Linked DNA regions of Mus musculus: region 2 is linked to region 1. A link is a loop called in an ENCODE intact Hi-C map of the cell type or tissue named here. Cell type or tissue: left cerebral cortex. All regions are shown on one strand. Links, peaks and the distances in the headings refer to the core of each region. The heading gives the core; the rest is flanking DNA.

Region 1 (8,328 bases), core at 66-8,065:
TTTTTTTTTTTTTAAATTGGACAGTGTAGCAAAAATGGAGACTTCATTTGAGAGAAAACCAGAAAGCAGCTGAGGTTTAGGGAGGAGAGCATTCTCAGGAGGAAGTGTTTCAGGGTTGTATGTTGAAACTGGTGTCAGGAAGGCAAGTTCTGGAGAGCTTGCATAAGGAAGAAACAGAACAGCCCCGGAGGTACCTGCACCATCCCGTGGAGGGTTTATACACTGGGTTACGTGGGGAGTGAACACAGAGGTGCTGACACACTAGATAAGTCCGTGACCACTGAGATTACAGCTGGCCCTTGTTACCTCTCATTTTGAGACAGTTTCACTGTGTAGCCCAGCATGCTTTGAGTTTGAGATTCTCCTGCCTCAACCTGCCAAGTCCTGGGATTACAAGGTATACCAAGCCTGACCTACATGGAAAAGTTTTTAATTTTTTTAAACTTAAAAAAATTTTTTATTTATTAATTAAAGTCAGGGTGCTGTGTAGCCCTGGAACTCACACTCAGAAACCCGCCTGCCTCTGCCTCCCAAGTGCTGACATTAAAGGTGTACGCCACCAGGCCTGGCAGAATTTTTTTTTTTGCCAAGGAACTTGTTCATGGACAGAGTTCTAAGAACGTGGCAAAGGCTCCCGAGTCTGCGCAGTGACCCCCTCCTTGTTTTATCCATGCATCCAAATCCTTCCACCCATAGGCCATGTCCATCTTCTGGCACCCAGACCTGTATGCCTCAACTGTCTCCGAGTTGCTCCCAGTCCTCATTTCAGTCCAATTTTCTAGTGGCTAAGGCTGGAGCCTTCGTCATATGGAGTCACTGACTCTTCCTGGTCAGTCAGGACATGCTTGTTTTACTGTCTCGACAGGTACTCATTTGTTTAAAAAGGTTAAAACAGGATTGCGTAATATTAACACAATATGAAGTATGGTGATACCCTCAGCCTAACTTAACTAAAACTTGGACATGTAAGCACAACACCTAGGAATTCCATTTAAATCTCATTTTCCTCATTTATGGAATTTGTGCTTTATACTACAGCACGTGTCATGGTAAGGTGACAACTTGAGGGACAGTTTCTCCATCATGTGGATTCCTGCGACTGAAGTGTTGTCAGGTTTGGCTACAAGCCCTCCCGATCTGCTAAGCCATCTGGCTGGTCCTCACTTTTGTCCTTAACTGTTTAAAACTTAGCATCTTGAAGACTTACAGTGAATTTCTGTATTGCTATCATTTCTGGTTGCAGTGATACAATACCCTGACAAAGAACAACTTTAAAAGAAGAAAAATTTATTTCAGTCCTTTCTAGAAGGGAACCCAAGGAAGCAGGAACTTCAGTCATATTGGACTTTAGGTCACATCGAATCCTTACTAAAAGAGAATTGAATGCTTGCATGTTTACAGCTCAGCCTATTGTCTCTGCTCTTATATGGTCCAGGACCCAAATAAATGAAGGAAACGGTGCCACTCACAGTGGACTATGTCTTTCCATATCAGTTAATTTAATGAAGACAGTCCCTCATAGACACAGGTCAGACGGATCCAGATAATCCCTCATTAAGACTGTCTTTTCAGGTAATTCTAGATTGTGTTAAATTGACAAGTAAAACTAACACTAACAGTTATTATGTATATCCGTATATAGTCACAACTTAGTATGTTTTAAAATATCCTTTAATAATTAGCACAGGTCTACATATTCTGAACCTACTCATTAGATGAAGAAAAAATTCAGAGCCCAAACCCCCCCCCCCCCCCATAGTACCTCCATTTTAGTTTGATATGGTAGACTAATCGCTGACCATGACACCATATAACGTTTCTAGCTAGTCAGTGAGGTACCTTACAGACTAAGCTTGATTTCCTTCTCTTGGAGTTGTAGCTGATGTTATTACCAACTTTGTCCTAGTCTACTGGGGAATAGGGTGATCTGGTTTTGTTTCTTGGCCAGGAATAGCTTGTGAAAATCTTGAGAGAAAACAAGAAACTGGGCCAAGTCGTGGGGACAGGGGAAAACAGATCTTACTGTTGTTTCGAGATTTGTTCATGATAATACTTGATTCTCATTTAATGACTGTACAAAAACATATTAATCCACCGTAAATTATACTGTATGTTACTACATGTATTTATCTAAATACCGGCTTTATGCTTTGCATATACTTTAGTGTATTTGCACTAGTTAAGAAATAAGTATTCTTGCAAGAGACCATTTTGCTTTTGGTCATCTTAACATAGGGTGTCACAGTGACTCAACTGTGGTTGGAGAAGTCTACTGAATCTCACCTTATGCTGAGTCATACTCTTGCTGATGTTCATTCTTTTTTTTTTTTTTTTTTTTTTTTTGGTTTTTGTTTTTTCGAGACAGGGTTTCTCTGTGTAGCCCTGTCTGTCCTGGAACTCACTCTGTAGACCAGGTTGGCTTTGAACTCAGAAATCCGCCTGCCTCTGCCTCCCAAGTGCTGGGATTAAAGGCGTGTGTCAACACCGCCCAGCACTGATGTGCATTTTTAAGAGCTTTGCCTCAAAACAGCTAGTTTGAGTTATCTGGTTTTTGGCCCTGAAAGACTGTTCTTGCTTGCATGACACAAGAGAAAGAGAACATGTGTCACTGTATTAAAAATTACCACGAAGTAGTTGGCGGAGATGGCCCCCACTTTTAATCCCAGTACTCAGGAGGCAGAGGCAGGTGGGTTTCTGTGAGTTCCAGGTGAACCTGGTCTACAAATCCAGTTTCAGGACAACCAAGGCTACACATGAAACTGTCTTGAAAACAAAAACCACAACCAACGAGAAAAAACCAAAAAACAAAAAAACAAGTCCAAAAAGGCTTCTGAAACCGATGTATGCACTGCCCCTCCCCCCCATGAATTTTCAAGTTCGTGTATACAAAGCTAGTTTAAATGCTTTGCCTTCAACCTCATACAAAACATACAAGTACAATAATTGGGATGTTTATTCTTGCTTGAGGTAGATTTCTAATAAAAGTATTGTGGATAGTGTTTCCTACTCTTAAATTCAACCTTTCTTAAGCAAAAGTATCTAGAGGTAATAGACAACGTTCTGTCTGTTGTTTGCAGAACACTTTTTTCTCCTGAATGACTGACTGCAAGGCATTGAGGATGTCAAAGGAAGGGGTGTTAATACACCACTAAGTACAAAATTTAAAAAAAAAAAAAAAAGTAACTAAACGCTCCCAAGAGGAAGGATACTTTTTAGATGTACTGTTTTAACAAATGTTGACTGACTTTCTTGGTTAAGAAGCAGGTAGTTTGTGTGTGCAGCAAACTGATTTTAAAGGGTGACTGTATCTCATTGAATAAAAACATAACTAAGCCTGCTTTGATATCACTGGCCAGAACTAAAACCTTTTTTCTTTATGAAGGGACTGGAGATATCTTTTTGCTCTAAGTGCCCGCCTCCAGGGTCCACAAAAGTAGATGGTTGGTAACCACGGGCTAAGCTCGGGAGGATGAGAAGGTGATGGATCCGACTTGCGACCAAGAGCTGAATGTGTGTGAAAACGTCCTCCTCCAGCCTCGGAGGGGGTGTCTCCCCCAATACCAGCTCCCTCCCCCAGGGCTCGTGGGGCGGGTCCGGTTTGCTCAGTAGCAGCAGCAGCCCTGGGGCCGAGCGGCGGTGGCCTCCTGGCAGCGCTGGCAAGACGCAGCTCCGAGCGCCCGGGCCCTGGGGAGATCCAGTCCGGTCGGCTGCCAGGATGGAGGAGACGTCGAGTGGAGCCGGAGCCACCGGGGACGGACTTCCTCCCCAGCTCGGCTCCCCGACAGCCTGGCGAGGCCTGCACACAGGGCCAGCCAGTGGAAGAGGCCTGCGCCTCGGGTCTGGCAGCCGCAGCCGAGGAACGAGGCTGGCACAGCGGGGTAACGCGCGAGCCGGGGCCGTTCTGGAGAACCTACGGCGCCACGGCCGCTCATTGTCTCTCCCCTTCAACCCGGGGGCAAACAGGAAGCCCGCCGCCAGGCCGAGCGACGGACAGGCGTCCGGACCAATGAACAGAGCTGACGGAGAGCCTAGCGGCAAATGAGAGCCGGGAAGAGGGGCGGAACTTCCGGGCGGGCTGTCGCCCTCTTCCCCCCTTTTGGGCTGGAGGCTCCACCTTTTGTGTTTCCCGCACAGTCAATCAAAATAGGAAAAAAAAAATTCCCCGGACCGCTCCGGCCGTGTCCGCCGCCGCTTCCCGCATCCTCTCCCGCCGCCGCCGCCTTCGCTTCTCACCATGTGTAAGGCGGCGGGGAGCCCCGCCTGAGCTGTCCTAAACACACTATGACCGGTACGTAAAGCCGAGAGAGAGCAACCCTCGCTGCCTCCGCCGCTGCCACTGCCGCCCACAGCCAGCCCGGGGCCGCCACCGCCGGCTCCCGGCCTCCGGGAGCGTGCGACCGAGTGTCGGCGGAGGCAGAAAGCCGCACTCCCATCTCCGCCAGCCAGCTGTCCAGCCCTTCCAGCCCCAGCGCCGAGTGCCCGCCGGGCTCCGGGCGGGCGGCCCGGTCCGCCGGGAGCGCATCCCCCCTGTGTGCGGGCGCGGGCGGCGGCGGCGGGCGGGCGTGTGCGAGTGACTGACGGTGCGAGAGGAGCGAGCGCCGCGGAGGGAAAGGGGAGGAGAGGAGAGGAGAGGAGAGGGGGCAGGGGCAGCGCGGGGAGGAGGAGGAGGGAACGAGGAGGAGGAGGGTTACAGCCGCGGCGGGCGGGGGCAGCAGGAGGGGAGGAGGGAGCGCGCCGCCGCCGCCGTGGCCGCCGCGGCCGGGGGGAGGGCAGGGGAGGGGCAGGGCCCGGGCCGCCCGGCGCTCACTAATGTGGCCGCGGCTCGCGGGCCCCCTCCCTCCCCGCACCCGCCTTCCTCCCCACCCCACCCTCCTCCTCCCCCCTCCCCCCGCGCTGTGCCTGCAGCTCCCGAAAAGCCCGTGAAACAAGAGGAAATGGCTGCCTTGGACGTGGACGGCGGCGGAGGCGGCGGCGGCCACGGCGAGTATCTACAGCAGCAGCAGCAGCAACAGCAGCAGCACGGAAACGGCGCGGCGGCGGCGGCGGCCCAGGTGAGGAGCGGCTGAGCGCGGCCGGGCTCCCCGCGCGCCGCTTTCTCCTCCCCTCGCCCTCCCTCCTTCCCTCCCTCCCTCCCGCGCGCGCTCGCCCGCCCCTCCCCCGCCCCGGGAGCTGCCCGCCCGAGGCGCCAACGCTCCGACCCCGCCCGCGCGCCCCCGCCCGCCGCCTTTTTGTGTGTGTGTTTGTGTGTGTGTGAGTGTGCAAGTGTGCGCGCCCTCCCGGGTGGGATCCGGACGGAGGGAAGAGGCCCGGCGCGCAGCCGTCCGCCGCGGGCCACCGAGCGCGGGGAGAGGCGCCGCAGACCCCGGAGGAGGAGGAGGAGGAGAGCGCGGGGCCGGGTTGGCGGCGCGGCCAGGCGCGGAGCGAGCCGTACTTCCTGTGCGAGCGGGCCCGGCCCTAACCGCCACCCCCCTCCCTGTCTCCCTCTCTGAACCCGCCCATCGCGGGTAGGACACTCAGCCGTCACCGCTCGCTCTGCTGGCCGCTACCTGCAGCAAGATAGGGCCGCCATCGCCGGGCGACGACGACGAGGAGGCGGCCGTTGCCGCCGCCGCCGGGGTCCCCGCCGCCGCCGCCGGAGCGGTAAGTCCCGCCCGCCCGCCATCCCGGGCCTGCGGCGCGCCCGCCCGCCAGCCCGCCAGCCCAAGGCCTCCCGCCGCCGCGCGGCCGTCACGCGCGGGCCGTCCGGCTCTGCCGCGCTTCCCTGCTCGCTCGCGTCCCCGGTGGGAGCCCGGGCCGGCCCGCGCTTTCCGGAGATTGTCACTGCGGCATCGCGCGCAAAATTCCTCACAAAATGAAGTCTGAGACGGAGGAGGTGGGGGGTGGGCACGGGACTCCAAAATGGATGTTTAAGTAATTCGTATCAGGACTTGAAAACTCACTCGCTCTTTGCACTACATTTGCAAGCACAGCCTATCGGTCACAGATAGTATCACCTACCGAGGCAAGGATGGCTCTAGTTTCTAGAGTTTTTGAATCTGGAGCAAGTTTCCAGATCTTGGGTATTTGATCATTTAAGGAGGGTGTTCTTTTATACGCAGGGACGAACATTTTTATTATTATTATTTTTTAACCTGATCATTCAGAATTGTTGGCGTTTTGCAGACTACTCCAACTTTGCACTAGTTTTGTTCTGAGTAGGGTTAAGTGAAATAGTTGGGAGGCTATTGAAATTTGAATTTGAAGTTAGTAATAACTTTGGCCTTTGAGGTTTTCTAGAATATCAATCTTAAAAAGTAGATGAAAGTCATTTTGTTTACATGCTTGTTAGCACACTTCATACTTTTAAGAGTTGAAATTGGTTGGCTAAATGTTATTTTTATTATAACGAGTCTGATGGGATTCTTTTGTAAATTTTAGAACCTCTAGGTTGTGGAGAGGAGCGGCAAGTCTTAGTGAAGACTCAGTGTAAAATTAGGTGCTGTAGACAATGTGAATTTTACATCTGTGTGGACCATTGCTGCTCTTAGCTTACTGTGAAAAGGTGTGTTCACCTGTTAAGATAGTTAAAACACGCCTCAAGACTAAGTTTTTAAGAGGTTTATAGCAATCGATTTATGTAGTGTCAGTTTAGTTGTCACTGTTAGAAAAGTTAGCTGTTGTATACTAGTCATTCAACGTTGTTACTCTGTATTAGTAAATAGATATTTTTAGTCTGAAATTAGACTATGGACAGTGGGAGCATTTTTAATGTCATGTATTTTTTAAGCATATTAAAATATCAAAAGCTGTTTGGGAAAACTTTTAAATTTAAAGAAACGTTAAGCAGATTAGTAAACTTTTAAAGTAAGTTATATTTCCCTAGTCCCAAAGTGTCAAATTAAGTTTATTGTTTTCCTTAATAAACTACCTCAGAAGTAAAATTGAAAAATAAACTTTAAATAAAGTGCAATTTTTCATGTAACTATCAAAGTTTCAGAATGTGCTTACAGATGGGGAGGGGAGTGGTGAGGAGAAGCACAGGGTTGAAAGCATCATGCTTAGACTCCAACTCTAGTGGATCACTAGACTGACCCCAGCCATGTGTTTGTGTCATGTTCTTGGGCTTCTTTAAGATCTCTGACCTATCACAACATTACTAAGAACACCATTTCCTGCCAGATGAACATGAACACTCTGAATTTAGTAAAAGTAATAATATGAAAATACAGTTTGCTAGAGAAGCCTCTAAACTTGGAATTTTTTGGTGCATGTTTGATGCTCGATAAATCTGAGTTCTTCCAAATTTTTCACTTTGAGCAAAGTTGAAGTAAACTGAGCTGAAAGTTGAATAAGGTGAAAAATATGAGAGCTGTCATTTTTGTCTGAACATTAATGGGGAAAAAAGTTGGTTTCTAGTTTAAAAGTAGTTTAAAGTTTTTTTCAGAATGCTTAAAAGATATTTTCAATATTTAAAACTATACTTAAATATATTTAAGTACTCTAAAATTACTGGAGATCACTAGAGGACCGTAGTGTCTTGAGGGTTGTGGGATGTTTTTAGATTTAGGGCAAAGCAGGAAATCCAGTGTCAGAGTCACGACCTTCACCTTTACCCAGCTACCCCCCGTGCTGCCTTATTGTGGCACAGTTTTCAAATCTGTGTATCACTAACATGGGTAGCTACAGATTTTGAGTTTTGCCAATTTTTCCATTAATGTTCATTTTCTAATCTAGGTTCTAGACAAAGATATCTATTAATGTGTTCTGTCCAAAGCCAAATGCAGATGCTCAACCTAATGACAATTTAGCTTGGTATTTCTAGATGATGAGTACCTTGAGAAGCCAGTGTTCACTAGAGACTGACTTTACCATTTGAGTTTGGAACTTATAGAGGATCCTGGCCAAGGGTGTGCAGAGCTACAGATTAGACAGACACAGTGGTTTCATCTATAATGACCTGTAATGGGCATCCAGAGATGATGCAGCAAAGTTCCTTTGTATTTTATTATTAATAATTAGGAAATGAGATCTCTGCGAATATTGTCCAAATTACAGGCATGACCTTAATGATAATTTATTTGTGCTTTTGTGAAATAAACTATACAAACATATGTAATAAGAATCACAGGTTTAAGTTACAAATTCAATGTTTATTAGTTTTGCAGGTAAATGTTGCCACATTTAAAAAGTGAATACTGATTTCATTTCAAGAGTAGGGAGTTTTACCATTAAGACCTTACAGGGCAGGATGTAGCTTAGTGACAGTGCTTGCCTAGCATTTATTTGCAAAGGCTTGGCTGCCATTCCACCCCCACATACTGAGTTGGGGTGGGGAAGACCTTACAGTGC
Region 2 (8,328 bases), core at 159-8,158, 230 kb before region 1:
TACCACTGCTCTGCTCCACAGTTCTTTTTCAATAGCTTTTTTTTTTTTTCAAGAGTGGTCTTAGGTTCATAGCAAAGTGGAGAGGAAGGTACAGAGATTTTTCATGCCCCACCTTTCCCTACAATTCATGGGTTCCCATTACCACTCTCCCTGTTGGCACAGTATACTTATTACAGCTGGTGAACTTTGACACCTACCCTCCAAAGCCCATGCTCTAGAGTTTACTTTGGGGCTGTAAATCCTTGGCTTAGGATAGATGTATAGCAGCTATTTTATAGCGTTATGCAAGGTCATCTCATTGCTCGAATGCCCTGTGTGTTCAGTTACCCCTCCCGCTCTCTGTCCAACCCTTAGCACCCACGGGTCCCTCCGTTCTTTCTCCTTTGTGCCTTTCCACAATGTTATAGACTTGGACTTACACAGTGCTTTTGGAATGGCTCTTCTGACTCAAGTTCCCTGAATATTGTTTCTTCCTGACAGCTTCTTTCTTCTTTCTCTCTTTTTCTGAGGCAGGCTCTCACTATGAATCCATGCCTGGCCAGGAACTGGCTGAATAGATCAAGCTGATCATGAGTTTATAGGGATCCCTCTGCCTCTTGAGTGCTGGAATTAAAGTCATGTGCTACCACACCTTGATGCTTATTATTCTCATGTGTTATGTCCACATGTGAGCATGTGTGTGCACATGTGTGTAGTGGGCACAAGATAACTTATGGAAGCTGGTTCTCTGCTTTGACCCTGTGGATTCTGAGGATCAAACTCAAGTGGTCCGGCTTGATGGTGTCTTTACTTGCTGAGCCAGCTTTTGAGATTTAATAGGTGAGTTTTGTTTTTTGGGTTTGTTTGTTTATGGGTCTGGGCATATGTCTCAGCAGTTAAAAGCATGTACCGGCTGCTCTTCCAGTGGGCAGGGGTTCAATTTTTAGTATCGACATGCCAGCCCACAACCATCCATAAACTCCAGTCCCAGAAGATGGGTCTGACACTGTCTCCTGGCCTCTGTGGGCTGCAGACATACATGTGGTACATAGACATACATAATGATCTATATATGCTCGGCCCAGGGAGTACACTATTAAAAAGGTGTGGCCCTGTTAGAGTAGGTGTGCCACTGTGGGTGTGGGCTTTAAGACTCTCATCCTAGCTGCCTGGAAGTCAGTCTTCCACTAGCAGTCTTCAGATGAAGATGTAGAACTCTCAGCTCCTTCTGTCACCATAGTCTGCCTGGATGCTGCCATGACTTGATTATAATGGACTGAACCTCTGGACCTGTAAGCCAGCCCCAATTTAATGTTGTTCCTTATAAGAGTTGCCTTGGCCATGGTGTCTGTCCACAGCAGTAAAACCCTAACTAAGACAACATACATACAGGCAAAACACTCAAACACATACAATAAGTAAAATAAAAATGGAGGTATTTTTATACCAATCCTAAAACAACAAAACCAATCATTGTCTCAAGTATTATATCAGTCTCCCAAAAGATTCTGTAGTGCTTCTGGAACTCATCTGATCCTGCATCCCTTACTCAACAGAGCTTCTTGGAGAATCCCAGTTACACCGAGCACACTCTGGGAAACTGTTGTCTAAGACTGCAGGTAAGAGGGATGATGTGCCTCCCACGTGCATTATGATAGTTCTTAGGAGGCTATAAGTTCTTGTCTGCCTTGGCCACTGCAAATATTGCTTGGCTATTAGAAATCCACTGTAAACCAATTTAAACAGAAAATGGAAGTTCTCGGTAGAAAGCAAGGTTATCAGAGAGCCTGGGGTTAAAAAGTAAACAGGCCATTCGATGGATTAGACATTTGGAATTGGACACTTAGAACTTGTGATTGCTCTCTCCTCTTTCAGTTTCTCCAGGACCATCTGATGATTGCTTGACCCTTTTCCTCCTTATTTTTTTTTCTTTAGAATAGCCTCCTGTTGAAAAAAAAAAAAGTGCCTAACATAGTCCTTAGCCCTGATTTTATGTTCCCCTTTAAGCAACCAACAGCATTTGTTATTATGGCTTGACTCCAACTTCCAGAAAGGAAAAGAATCTTGATTTCTTCAGCTTGGATTTGATATCCCAGGTCCGATATGTTCCGGCCAGAAAGTTCATGTGCTACAAACAGCAAGGCTTGAGGGCAGTGTATGTAAATATGGTGTTGCATATCTGTAATCCCAACACTCAGGTAGCCGAGGCAGGTAGACTATGAGTTTGAGGCCAGCCTGGTCTAAACAGTGAGACTATGTCTTTAAAAGAAAAGGGCTGGGAGGTGGCTTACTGGGTGAAGTATGCGATGTGCAAGGCTGAGGCTGAGGCTGATCCTCAGTACCCATATAAAAAGCCAGGTATGGAGGTTATGTGTTCATAATCCCTGTGGTGGGAATGTGGAGTCAGGAAGACCAGGGCTCACTGGTTAGCCAGCCCTGCCTGATGAGTGAGCCCCAGGTCCCAGTAAGATAGTCTGTCCAAAAAAAAAAAAAAGGTGGCTGACTCCTGACATTAGAGGCTAATCTTTGGCCTTCATAGACACATGTACACATACACACACCTACCTAAACATATACATAACATATACATATTTTTTAAAGGGAAGAATTTTCCCCCCTAAGTTTTGTTTTGATATAAATGGGTGTTATGTCTTGATGTCTGTGCACCATATGGCTGTCTGATGCCCTCAGAGGCTAGAAGAAGGCATTGGATTCTATGGGACCAGAGTTACAGTTTTGAGCTACCATGTGGGTGCTGGGAATCAAACCTGGGTCCACTGAGCCATTACACCCCAAAATGGGCCATGGTGATTCTAGTACTATAGCCCCATGCCCTTACCTGTGGTTTTACTTTCCATGGTTTTATTATATCATGCCCAATTGCAACATTAGAGTATTAGACGGAAAATTCCAGAAATAACTAATTGCCACGGGTTTTTTTTTGTTTGTTTGTTTTTTGTTTTTTGTGGTTTTTCGAGACAGGGTTTCTCTGTATAGCCCTGGCTGTCCTGGAACTCACTTTGTAGACCTGGCTGTCCTTGAACTGAGAAATCCGAATGCCTCTGCCTCTCGAGTGCTGGGATTAAAGGTGTGCACCACCACGCCCGGCTTAATTGCCAAGTTTTAAATCATGTCATTCTGAAGAAAATTATACAATCTTGTGTTGTCTTATTCTATCCTGCCTTGCACGTAACTCATTTATCTTGTTGCCTAGCACCGCCACACTCCAAACACCCCTCACCTGTGACTCATGAAGGATCCACCTAGTTTTGCCCAGTGAAACAGAAGATGTCAGCTAGAGGCTTCTGAGACACACTGCCTGTTTTTCCTAGGGGTCCACTAGATGACATGTTTCCTCCTCTTCTACTCCTGACATTTTAGTAGTGTCTAGAGCTGCAGTTGGCTTTTGGTTGTTAGCTAGGGGATGAGAGCAGAGGAAGGCACAGCTACATAATAAAGCCATGATATGTGTGTGTGTGTGTGTGTGGGGGGGGATCAGAGTAATTGAAAATAGCGTTATTTTTTAATGTCTCAGACCTCTGTGCTGTTCATGTGCGTTAGCTCGATGGCGGTTACAAGCTGTGTACTGCTTATCCCTGGGGTCTATTTTACACATACAATGATGACAAGGATACTAGGCTGAGTGTGTAGTGCATTAGTAACTGTAGAAAGTAAGGACTTACGTGACTGCTTTGACAGTAACAATCTTTAACCAATAGCAAAACTAAAGACAAAGACCCTGTCTTTAAAATGTATCAAAAGAGCTCTAAGGCTTTCCTAAGATCACTCTCACGGGGTGACAGAAAAACCTTAATGCAATTTTATTACAAACAGTGGCTCAGCTGCTGCTTGTCAGTCACACCATTCAAAAAGTTTCTGACAGAAAGTGAAGAGTTCTAGATCTGTGAGATGGCTCAGTATGGAGAGGTGCTTGCTGCTAAGCCTTACGAATCTGAGTTTCATTCTCAGAACCTGCAAAGTACGAGAGAACTGACTCCAAGCTGTTCTTTGACCTCACCAGAACTGTTGTATACAAGAGCGAATCCACACAAGCACACATACAATAGGCAATAAACATAATTAAAAAAAAAAACTCAGATTTTTGCAGAGAGATCAGGGTTTGACATGTGTCTTCTGTCACTAGTTTAGTTGTGAAACTTTACCTGATACTTTTCTGATACTATTCTGTCATCTGCAAATTGGGGATTAGCAACCAATTCACACTCTTTTCTTTTATTTGCAACTGGTATGTTTGAAAAAAAATTATAATTTCTGGACATTCACTGTAACAAATACTTGAAAGTCATTGGAGAAAACCTAATAAACACCTTTTTGTCCCAGTGGAGCTCATAGTGTAGTTAGAAGGTGACTTTATACATATTATTTGATTTAATCCTACCAATAGCCTTATGAGATGGATCGCAGTAGTCTCATTTTAGAACCAGGAAGAAATCATGTTTCCTTCTCATAGTTCTTAACCTCGCAGAGGAAAGGGATGTATGTGCGGCGACGAGGAAGAAGATGGTGACTCTTTAAATGTTTTATGCACTTCTGTGGCTGTTAAGTGCGTCTTGGATCCGAAATTTTCCTTGGTCCATTTTTCCCTTGAAGAAAGTTTAATGGCTTCTCATCGTTAACCCATCTGAAAGAAGTTACTGGAAAGGGGAGAAGGGCGGCTCCGTGCAGGTAGCAAAGGCTGATCTGGGCACGATCAGTCAGGGACAAGATAGATCCCAGACGAAGCAGGAGCCCGGAACCGGAGCAGTGGAGCTGAAAGAAACCTGGAGGCTCGGTGGAAGCCCACGTGTAGAGAGACGCAGAAACCCGGTGCTGCTGAGCGCCCTCCTCCTCGTAGGCCCCGCCCATCCGGGCCCGGGCATCCGGGCCAATGGGCGTGACCCTGTGGGGGCGTGGCCTGCGCACAGGTGCCGCCCCGGCCCGCCCGTTCCGTCGCCTCTGCCGTCGTGCGTGCGGCTCGGCGGAGGGCCGGGCTTGCGCTCTCTCCGCCTTCTTCCCCACCTCCGGCTGCCGGCGACACCGGTCTTTGCAGTCCGGGACCCCGTGCGATCGTTAGCCCGGTGCACGGTGAGTCCCCGAAGGAGCCCGTGGGCTCCCGGGCCAGTGGTTCCGAGGCTGGCGCTAGGCCGGAGACCGGCCGCCGGGACGGGCTGAGGGCAGCGGACAGCTTGGGGCATGTGGATGAATGAGGCGCCCTCGGACTAGGCCGCGCGGCCACGAGATTGGCTCTCGCCGCAGTCTGGGGGAAAGTCTTGCCTCAGGGCGGGACGCCAATGCCGGGTCAGGAGGGGAAGGGTGGTGTGCGGAGGTCCTGCTTGGCTGGACTGCGGGGGCACCCCTTGTAGGTCACCCCTTGTAGGCTCCAGGACTGGACGGGCTCTCCCCATGCAGCTGTTCATTGGAGGCCCGGAACAGGTGTCAGGATCCCCAAAATGGGAGATCCTTGGCCTCCCGGTCTGGGATTACAGGTTGGAGTATCACTTCTGGAGCAGGCGGAGTGGGGAGAAGGAGGGAGGAGCAGCGTGGCTCTAGGAGGTCCAACCAGCCAGAAGGCAGGGACAGTTTTAGTTTCCAGGTTCTAAGACGCGCAAGGTTGCAGTTCCTCGTAGGTTCCTGTTGCAGTGTTAAAAGTGAGATCAATTTTGCACAGTGGACCTTGGAGCCAGGACAAGAAAAGACAGAAAGTTTGGACTTGTCAATCAAAAGGTATTTGAAATAGGGCTGTATATAGCCTACTGGTAGAGCGCTTGCTTTTAGCATACATGAAAGCTCTAGGTTGGATCTTGAAAAGGAACGACAAGGTGAGTGCCTTCAAAGTATCCAGTGTAGAGTGTGGGTTTCAAAAACTGTTTAATAAGGACTGACGGTAAGCTTACCTACAGTGTCAAAGGCAAAAAGGTCTGGCTTCGAAGGACCTCCAGGCCTAGTAGTGACCATCAGTGTGGTGAACGCTGAGTTGTGGAGAGAGGCGGGTTCCAAGCGGTGGAGGAATGATTGGCGAGAGGTGACATGGTTGCTGGTGTTTCTGTAATGGGCTTCCTTAGACTTGTGTCTCTTCTCCTTCCAAATGCTTTCCTTCAAATACTATGACAGGTTAAGAAGGCGGTTGTCGGCAGCCAGCACGGAGGATTGGAACTAAGTTTTAAGTTTATCTTTGATTCCCGCTGCTGCAGTGTTTCTGGGACTACTCAGAAGTGATACATGTACACATTTTAGAATCAGATCTGTTTACAGAGACCCTCCCCTCAAAAAAAGTATGGGTTTTGCTCATATTTTAGTTGTGGATTGGTACAGACAGTAGGTTTTCTTGTCTACTACCCAGTAATATATTCTGTATACAGACATGTGTTTTGTTTATAGGGGAGTCTTAAAAGTTCATTTTGATATTTTAGATGCCCCCGAAAAAGGGAGGAGATGGAATTAAACCGCCTCCAATTATTGGAAGATTTGGAACCTCACTGAAAATTGGTATCGTTGGATTGCCAAATGTTGGGTAAGTAAAAATTGGGACTTTTCTTATTTTGATTTTGTAAACTTTGTGTCCTGTTATAGAAATAGAAACTCACAAGATTTTATTGGAGAAAGAAGTAACTGCTTTGAATATACTGTTAGAAGGTAGGTAAAAGGCTCCTGTTTCTGCAGATTTAAAAGCCAAAACGGAATCCACAGAACAAGCTGGCAAGCCAGTCTAGCCACAGTGGTGAGCTCCGAGTTCAGCAGCAGACCCTGCTTTATATGTAAGGTGGTGTGCAGCTGAGGAAAACACTTCACCCCAGCATTGGGCTGCCATGAGCACACACGCATGCACCCGTGTCTGCACACATCTGAACAGGCACATGGATGCCACGCATGTGTGCACACAAAAGGTGTTTAAACTTGGGAATTCTGAAAACAAAGTACTGTATTTTATCATGTCTTTAAAGTTAACCATACCTACCATATAGTTGCACAGAAGACAATGATAGAAGATATTATGTGGGGTTAATCTTACAACTGTGTAACTTAAATGTTCAGTGTCGGTTCCTTCCTTCCTTTTTGTTTGTTTGTTTGTTTGTTTGTTTTTTGGTTTTTCAAGACAGGGTTTCTCTGTATAGCCCTGGCTGTCCTGGAACTCACTCACCAGGCTGGCCTTGAAGTCAGAAATCCACCTGCCTCTCCCTCCCAAGTGCTGGGATTAAAGGTGTGCGCCAACACGCCTGGTTCTTTTCATTTTTTAAAAACTATCTTAGCCAGGCATGGCACTTCACATCTTTATCCTAGCACTTTGGGGGCTAATGCAAGAGCAGTCCTGTGAGATTGAGGCTAGCTTGGGCTACAGAAAAACCTCTTCTCAGAACCAAGAATCAGTCAATCAATCAATCAATCAATCAATCAGTCAATCTCTCTCTCTCTTTCTCAGTGATTAAGGTAATAGACACAGCATGGGTTTATGACGCTCACTGGGGCATTTTGGGATGTACTTTTAGATGTGTACATCAGGGGTATATAAAACGCTGTGGTGGTCTGTGTGCCTGCTGGAGCTCCTGTTACAAAGTCCTCAGCGACTGCAGCACGGTGTGCTCAAGCTTCCCAGGTCTGGGATTCTTGAAGTATAAAACATGAGCAAGTGTGATTGTCCAAATTTCAGCCTCTTCTAGAGTGGGTTACAGTTTGAAGGGGTTTCCTTCTGTGCTAGAGTCTACTTGTAGAGTAATAATAAGGAGTGGAAATATAAATATAGCAAAACAAATAATCAAGCCAAGTATTGTAGGGTACTGCCAGTAAGTTGGGAGCAAAGAACTGATCATAATGTTTGCAGGGAGTTTTTCTGCCCTAGTAGAAGGATTTTAGATATTAGCATTCGTATCTTTGGAATCAGTGTATTCACACCATTTCTACTTCAAATGGGACTAATTGAAAAGGGCTATCTAAAATCTTAAGTGTTATTTTAATGTAAGTCTTTTGGGGGTTACAGAATAGAATATAGTGATTAGTAGTTTCAGCTTCAAAATAGTCCTCCTCGTCAGTTTTATTGAGGTATGTATGTTAAACACAATAAAATTGAAAAATATTTTGAATTACATTTTTATATGCCTTGGTTTTTGTTTTTGTTTTTGTTGCTGTCATTGTTTTGTCTGCATTCATGTCTGTATGAGGGTGTCAGGTCCCGGGCAGTTGTGAGCCGTCATGTGGGTGCTGGGGACTGAACCCCAATTCTCTAGGAAAGCAGCCAGTGCTCTCAACCACTGAACTATTTCTCCAGCCCCTTGACTTACATTTTATTTACTGTGTTTGTGGGTGATGACACAGATGTTGGAGATTAGAGGACACTTGTGGAAGGCAGCTCTCCCA

Evidence for each region. A loop is a pair of places that touch in the nucleus more often than their neighbours do. Peaks named below come from ENCODE experiments on the same cell type or tissue, not always from the same donor. Only the 100,000 strongest peaks of a DNase experiment are listed, where the experiment ranks them.
Region 2: it touches region 1 in a loop (9-fold over the local background); 3 of 42 quality-filtered maps call a loop at or near these places.

The regions. Positions count from the first base shown.
Region 1 is chr2:72,976,210-72,984,537 of GRCm38, reverse strand. It overlaps Sp3 (trans-acting transcription factor 3), which reads left to right and starts at 4,092. Exons shown (of 7, transcript NM_001018042.3): 1 at 4,092-4,288; 2 at 4,906-5,051; 3 at 5,509-5,640. The coding sequence starts at 4,282. Sp3os (trans-acting transcription factor 3, opposite strand) reads right to left here and starts at 5,106. Exons shown (of 3, transcript NR_045269.2): 1 at 4,943-5,106. In left cerebral cortex, for the core only: CTCF peaks have their summits at 3,584 and 5,980; DNase peaks (open chromatin) are centred at 4,667, 5,000, 5,405, 5,886 and 3 more places; H3K4me3 peaks cover 3,688 bases; H3K27ac peaks cover 2,927 bases.
Region 2 is chr2:73,211,022-73,219,349 of GRCm38, reverse strand. Ola1 (Obg-like ATPase 1) reads left to right here and starts at 4,903. Exons shown (of 11, transcript NM_025942.2): 1 at 4,903-5,064; 2 at 6,390-6,490. The coding sequence starts at 6,390. In left cerebral cortex, for the core only: no CTCF peak of the experiment used is centred there; a DNase peak (open chromatin) is centred at 4,893; H3K4me3 peaks cover 1,712 bases; H3K27ac peaks cover 554 bases.